Regions from separate parts of the Mus musculus genome. Here regions 1 and 3 are each linked to region 2. A link is a loop called in an ENCODE intact Hi-C map of the cell type or tissue named here. Cell type or tissue: heart. All regions are shown on one strand. Region 1 has its middle 13 kb from the start of S100a9. Region 2 overlaps S100a13 (S100 calcium binding protein A13). Region 3 has its middle 2.8 kb from the start of S100a6.

The links. A loop is a pair of places that touch in the nucleus more often than their neighbours do. Peaks named below come from ENCODE experiments on the same cell type or tissue, not always from the same donor. Only the 100,000 strongest peaks of a DNase experiment are listed, where the experiment ranks them.
Region 1: it touches region 2 in a loop (4-fold over the local background); 2 of 42 quality-filtered maps call a loop at or near these places.
Region 3: it touches region 2 in a loop (7-fold over the local background); 21 of 42 quality-filtered maps call a loop at or near these places.

The regions. Positions count from the first base shown.
Region 1 is chr3:90,707,310-90,709,809 of GRCm38, reverse strand. No RefSeq gene overlaps it. Among named protein-coding and RNA genes, the nearest start is that of S100a9, 13 kb to the right of the region's middle. In heart, a CTCF peak has its summit at 1,040 (motif pointing right); no DNase peak of the experiment used is centred here.
Region 2 is chr3:90,524,146-90,526,645 of GRCm38, reverse strand. S100a13 (S100 calcium binding protein A13) reads right to left here. Exons shown (of 4, transcript NM_009113.5): 4 at 2,065-2,293. The coding sequence ends at 2,150. Among named protein-coding and RNA genes, the nearest start is that of S100a14, 1.5 kb to the left of the region's middle. In heart, a CTCF peak has its summit at 1,023; a DNase peak (open chromatin) is centred at 1,005.
Region 3 is chr3:90,614,481-90,616,980 of GRCm38, reverse strand. No RefSeq gene overlaps it. Among named protein-coding and RNA genes, the nearest start is that of S100a6, 2.8 kb to the right of the region's middle. In heart, CTCF peaks have their summits at 1,181 and 1,393 (motif pointing right); DNase peaks (open chromatin) are centred at 870, 1,400, 2,020 and 2,320.

The DNA.
Region 1 (2,500 bases), 180 kb before region 2:
CCCCTGTCACACCCTCAGGACTAGCTCACCCAGATTCCTACCTCCATAGCCAGCTCTATTATGCTGCCCAGACGCAGTGCAGAGCCTGTAGTGGTCACTTCTTTGGGAAAACACCAAATGGCCAATAGGAGGCTATGCAGCTTCCGCAGATTTAGCAGCAGACTTGAGACCCACGTTCATGCTTGAGAACACAGGGCTCATGGAGGTAAAGCCAAAGGCAAGGAATGGATTTCCATCACCAACTGAGCTGCCTGGTTAAGGACATGAAGATCAAGACCCTGGGAGGTGATCCACCTGTTCTTCCTGACCATCAGGGAATCTGAGATTATTGACTTTTTCCTGGGCACATCCCTAAAGGCTGAAGTTCTAAAGATCGTGTTGGTGTGGGAGCAGACTCAGGCTGACCAATCAACCAGATTCAAGGCTCTGACTGCAACTGGAGACTACAATGGTCACTTTGGTCTTGGTGCTAAATCCTCCAAAGAAGTAGCCATTGCCATCAGAGGGACCATCATCTTGGCCATCATCCCAGGGCAGAGAAGTTACTGAGGGAATAGGGTTGACGAACACTACACTGTTCCATTCGAGGTGACCGGTAGCTGTGGCTTGTGATGGCACATCTCATCCTTTCCCTAAGAGGCACTGGCATCATCTCTACTCCTGTGCCCAAGAAGTTGCTGCTGAACACCAGTATTGATGACTGTTCCACATCATCCAGGGGCTTCACTACCACCCTAGGCAACTTTGCCAAAGCCATCTTCAGTGCCATCTTCCAAGACCTACAGCAACTTAACCCTACCCCCACCCCCAACCTCTGCACAGAGGCTGTGTTCACCAAGTCTCCTTATCGGGAATTCATTGACCATCTTGTGAAAATCCACCACAGAGACTCCCTTAAAAGAACCCAGTCTCCAACTGTGGCTACCACATACAGGAGCATATACAACAAAAATAAAGTAAATTAATTAAGGCTAAAAAAATTAAATGTAAAATTTTTAAAATTAGAGTCCAAAAGACTGCCGAAGCTGTCATGACATAGACAGGCCATAAGGTGGCAGCATATGCATTCTGATAATCCTGATGTCACCTTCTACCCAACAGGAATCTCCCTCACAGTCTAATCCCTCGTCTTCCCTGATGTGTCCTGTGTTGCACAACTTCTTAATTGTAGAAAATAACCTTCTAAAATACATTCTATCAAAACCAACACAGTCTTCGTTGTGTTTAGCCAATGTTTATCTGTCTCCTGCAGGCAAAACTTATCTAGTGATGAGTTAGCAGGTTAATAATGCAGTAAGGGAGACAGACCGAAAAAGCCAATAATTATAATGTCCACAGTGTGCTGATTGGAAAAGCCTGTTATTTTCTACAAAGGGTTGTAGACTTCAAGGAGATGCCTGAGGTGGAGCCAGGCAACAGGAAGCTCCTGAGATATAACACCTCCAAGTCTTGGGATAAGGTCTGGAGTTTCAGTGGGAAGTGAAATGAAGGCAACAGTTTATTCAGCAACATCCAGGGGAGGTGGAAGGACTGGAGAACTGTAGCCAGGGACAAGAAAGGGACAAGCAGCTTTCTCAGCTTGGAATGTCAAGTTTCCTGGCAATCAGAGATTCTGAGCAGAGATGCCCAGGTAGGAATGAGAGAAATGTGCAGACTTAACAAAGCTTATGAATGAGAGTTCAGAAGCCAGGTAGCTGAAGAGCCCTTGCATGGATATGGGAGTAGCCCAAAGTGCAGGCAGGGCTGAAGGTGGCCTTCAGGGTGGCTAATCATCAAGACTTTGTGTGGACCCAGAGATTGCAGAATAGTCTATAGTTCCTTACCTACCACCTGGGAGCTCTTTGGATTTGAACTTCCTGGCACCCTTGTCTCAAACTGTTCATTCTGGGTCAGTGTACAATAGGATGTCTCTCAGGAGCTATCTGTGGCTACCTACAGACAGGCAGGGTGGTGTTGGGCCTGAAGGGCAACTTTGGTGAGGGGGATACTAACTTCCTCTACAGAAGAAAACAATAAGTAAACCAGAAGTCACCAAAGGCCCTGGAGCACCCCCCCCCCAAGTCCTTCTGGACTACATCCAATCTGCCCACACGGCTAGAACTCCCATTTCCTTCTCCAGGGTCTAGAACAGGGAGTTTCCCTGACCCTCCTATCCATGCCTTCTCCCCAACCAGCTATATGTAGCCCAGACTCCATAGCCAGTATTCTGATCTAGTTTGACCTCCACTATCTATGCCACAACTGATCTCTAGAATTCTGCTAGGACCTGCCTTACCTATTTTCCTATGCCCAAGCTCTTCCCATGCTACATCAAACCCTTCCACCCATCCAGATCTACGCCAGCACCCCAGACTTGGACTTAGTAGGTACATCCTGTACACCAGTCATCTGTCCACCTAACTTCATTTCATCCGAGCCATTTCCAACCTCTTGGTTCAACCTGTCCAAATATCATCTCTTCTGCCCCAACCTGATCTGTCCATATTAGACTTAGAACTAA
Region 2 (2,500 bases):
CAGAGTCACAGGGAGAGGAAAAAGAAAAGCTAGGGAGATGCAGAGGGGATCTTAGCTAGGAGGGTAAGAACCTGAGGCAGCTATGATGCAGGGGAGCAGAGGGGGTCGACAAAAGAGAAGCAAGGGCTGATCAACGGAAGCTTATGGAAGGAGAAGCTTGAACGAGGCCCATGGATCTCTGTGCTTTGGCATCTCTCTTCTCCTCTCCCTTCCAACTAGAGCTAATTTGGCTTGGATCACTCGGGCCTGCTGAAACCTAGAGTCAAGCCTCTCAGTCCTGACAGCCTAGAGATGAAAGGTTGAAAGGAGAGGCCAGAGGAGTGTGTCCCAGTACTGGGAAGGCACTGAGCCTTCACCTGAAGTCCTGCCAGCACCCTGCAGCAGCCCAGGGTGCACATGTGCAAGCTCAAAGGAGTTACCTGGCAGGTAACCACCTCTCCAAACTGGTTACACTGCTACCTCCTCCCTCCTTCAAAGTCCTACCCTCTCCCTGAACGGCATCTCAATACCAGCCCTCCAAGCTACTACCCAGGCACCCCAGGGGAAACCTAAACTGTATTTCCTAGGACTGTGACTAACCCAACTAGCCTTCCTACCTGCCCAGGACCTAGGGCCTAAAGCCACAGGGAAGCAGAGACAGGTGGAAGGACAGAGGAGTCAGTGGAAGGATTGCATGGACCTAGAGTCAAAATTCCCTTCCTTACTCTGAAATCAGAGAATATGCCCAGACAGTCTTCCTGTGTCACATGCTGGAGGGCTCCTGTATTTCTGGTCTCAATCAGGGATTTGTCTACATGTCTCATTTAGAGACCTCTGAAAGGCATCAATCTGGAGACCCTACAAGGGTCTCGTCATCTGAAGGGCCAGGAATTCGGAAAACCTCTCAAATGTGTCTACCGACATCCCTCTGGGGTCCCTCTGGGGCCTCTTTCCTGCCTCTTGATGGGGAATTTGTCTCTGCTAATTTTTCTCTGGTTGACTAGCTGCCCCAAGTGGACATCCACAGTTACAGCAGTGACAACCCAGGGCTTACATCACTGCCACACCCCTACTCTCTCTAGTGGTGAGTTATACAAAACACTTGCTCCTCAAGTCAGAGGATACTTGGGAGGGAAAACTCTGTCCCTAAATGCTCCAACTACCACAGCTCCCTCTCCCTGTCATATTTGAGCAATATTTCTCCAGGCCAGTTCTAGCCATTCTTGTCTTCGTAACCTAACCTCCCCAACAATGTTTCCTCAGAGCCAGATGGAGTAATGCACCTGTAATCCCAGCACCTGTGAAGTTGACGCAGGAGGATTGTTGAAGGTAGCAAGACTCTTATCTTTAAAAAAACAACAACACAAAAAAAAAAGCAAGCTAAGAGAGGGCTAGGGGTATGGCTCCTCCCAATTGCCTAACATGCAAGATCTTACTCTGATCCTCAACACTGTAAAAATTAATTGAATTAGCCTTAACAGCTGTGACAGTTAACTAGGGTAATACAGATGAAATGTTTAGCGATGTTCATTATTACCATTACCAGCTGAAGAACAAACTCTAGGAGTTATATGGGGGAAACTGGGAACTGGAGACATGGAGGCGAGTTCCAAAAGCTGCCTTGCCTGCCTCAAATATCTGTACTTTTTTCACTCATCAACTATGTATTTATTGAGCATCTACTTAGTGCAAGATCTGTTGCTATGTCACACATGCTCAAGGACCTGAGTTCTGTCCTCAACAACAGGGGGACAAAAATAAAAATAAAAATAAACCACATAGTTCTAGATGTTGTAGGATATTTGAATATAAACCACTTTCCTTGTCTTCAAAGTACCCATAATCTTCATGTTTTCATCTCAGGTAAAGATATAGCTTTCCCAACTCCCAGTCTCAAGAAAAGAAATCAGGGTGGTGTATATAAATAAGCAACTGGGGCTGGTGAGATGGCTCAGTGGGTAAGAGCACCCGACTGCTCTTGTAACAAGATCTGACTCCCTCTTCTGGTGTGTCTGAAGATAGCTACAGTGTACTTACTATAATAAATAAATAAAATCTTTTAAAATAAATAAATAAATAAGCATCTGTGTTTCAAGAAGAAAGCTTTATTTGGGGGCAGGGGTGGAGTGCTGCCTGGCTCTGCCCAACAGGTCCTGCTGGACAGCAAGCTTTACTTCTTCCGGATCCCCAGGGCCTTCTCCTTCCTGACTTCCTTTGCCAGCTCTCCAATCAGTCTCCAGTATTCACTGAACCTCAGCTCTGAGTCCTGATTCACATCCAAGGTCTTCATCTTTTCATCTAGAGAGCCCACGTCCTAAGAAGATATAAAAGGCAAAGGTTAGAAACCAGGGCTCTCGGGGCAGGGAGAGAGAGGAGTGCAGATGCCTTCCCTCAGACAGCGCCAGCACCTACTCCTGGTCTGGAGGTCTCATATCCGAGGGACACGAGCAGACACTATGGCTGATCGTAAACTACCTTCCTCCTTCACAAAACACTACCGCCATTGCTGCTCATTTTCATC
Region 3 (2,500 bases), 90 kb before region 2:
ACATAATTCTTTGGGAGATGAGGCCACAGTAACTGTAGTAACACCCTGTACAAATGCAAGTACTGTGGAACACAGACACTGTGGGAAGTGGTGCTGGTGTTCTTGACAGTTTCTGATATCCATGGCAGAGGACAGATAATACATCCCAAGTCAGTCCCATGCCAACAGCCAACCTGGGAGACCACCCAGTTTATGGACCCAGTTGCCACTGTTCCAACCTCCCATGTGTAAGGGTAACTAGATGATAGGGTTAGTGCTACTTAGGCAGGGCAAAGAAAGAATAGAGCTGACTACAGGAAAAGGGAGAGCAGGACCATGCCCTCTGCCCAGCCTCTGGGTATAGTCTTCGGCCATGTACAGGGAAGGAATCCACTACAAAGTCCCCAGCTCCAACCCTCTCCTGGGGACCTAGACGATGCTCAAAAGCCAACCTGAAATCTTTTGGACTAATGAAAGAAGTCAGTCTACACCTGACCACACCCAATTCCACTCCTTGCCTTCTGCCCCCACCAAAATTTCCAGTCAATGGCCCTTTACGTCTCAGTTTTAAACTATACCCCCAACACAGGCAAATGTTTTGCTACTCATTTTATCTCACTTTGTTTTGTTTTGTTCCTTTTTTCAAAGCTTCCCCCTACCACCCACCCCACCCCACCCCACCCCACCACCCACCTCACTTTTTCATTAAGACTGGGTCTCAGTATACAGCCCTGATTGGCCTGCATTTCTCTGTGTAGACCAGGCTAGCCCCAAACTCAACAGAGATCCATTTGCCTGCCTCCTGAGTGCTGGCATTAAAGAAGTGCACCATCATGCCCAGGGAGGTGAAGTTTTATTTAGCAGATGAGCTCTGCACCTTCATCTCCTCTCTAGCCTTGTGATCCTGATACACAGCAAAGCCTGCCTGCCGGCCTCCTAAGGGACCAAGCATCTCCTTCCACCACCAGGCCCTGTACCTAAAAGAAAAAAAAATTCCCCCTTGCCCTCCAAGAGCCTAGATGATTGTCTGACCATCTAACCACAGAAAGAGGAGGGCAGGATGGGACTGGATTCCACCTGTCTTTAACAAAACTTTCCCTCCCTTGACTTGCTTATCATAGATGTACCTCGGATGAAGTAGGGTTGATTGCTGAGAACTAAACGATGGCTCGACTCTTACATTCCCTGAATAGCTAATTCCAACCCCCTCTCACAGCCCAGACCTCTTAAGCTTTGGCTCCCATCCACGGTGCCGCTGGTGCTCCTTCCACAAGGCTCAGAAAATTAACTGACTTTCTTCCTATGCCCACCTGCCAGGCTCCTCCCCCCACCCCCCACTCCTTCTTGACACGCCCCACCACCACCACCAACCGCAGCCTCCCTACCAGTAACCTGCTCTCTGTCCACAAGAGGGCGATCCCTCCACACCCCAAAGTATCAACAACTGGGTGTGGTGTACTTTTCCAGAGCCACTGAATAGAGCCTATACTGAACAGCATGGAATGGGGGTGGCCCACCCGGGGACCCTCTGGCTGTCCAACAACGTGGTAAGACCAGGACACTGCTGGAGAAGAAAGGTTTTTAAGAAATACAGCTGTTGCTGTTTATTTGCCCCACCCAGAGCATGGGAAGACCATTTAACGTCTTAAGTGGATTGGAGAAGGGGTGGGTAGTAAGAAGTGAAAACAGCTATGGTCTCCACATGAAGTCCAGATCTTTGCCCTTCGGGGCTTGGCCAGGATGTTGTCCAACTTGGGTTAGGCCTTCCCTGGAGGAATAGCAACAAATGCTGTCTCCATGACACCCAGACACATCACACACAGCTTCCCCCACACCTATGATTTAACTGTACACAATAGACAGTTACTCCGTTGGCCATCTACTCTGATAGGGATTGAGGGTTCAACTACGTTCCAGGGAAGTAGCCCCATGAGTCATTCTGCAGGGACAGGCTGGGTCAATATTGACAGAAAGGCCTGATGCCGCATCTGGCATGTCTCGGGACCCCAGCCCTGCCCTGTTTGCGAGCACCTCGTGAGTCACATGTGCGTGGAGCTGCCAGCTCCTTAGCTCAACAAAAAGGACCCCATACCTGACACTAGGGACCGTCTCCTACAGTCTCCTCCACCTCCAACTGGAACACAGGCAGCTACGGAAAACTCAGTCATCCTGTGTCCCTCCCTGCTCACCTCAGATGTGCCTCTCCCCACGCCTCCCTCATATAACACACAAACACACAGTGAAAAGGTGGATTGCCCAACGTCAGGGCCCACCTAGTACTCCCTGTTTCACCACACCCAGACCAAAGTGTGTCTGCCAGGAGACTGCTGGGACTACTGCAGACCTGCCTCTAAAGGCCACTTTCTCCTGAAGGTCACTTGATTGAGCCTTTGTTTAGAGTGGCTTTGCCTAGAGGGGCCTCCTCTTCTAATACCCATAAAGATTCCTGGTCAGCTGGCAGACCTGGCCTGGTGGGCCAATGAGCTACTACTCCCAGAGTTTAACTGTGACTAAGACCACT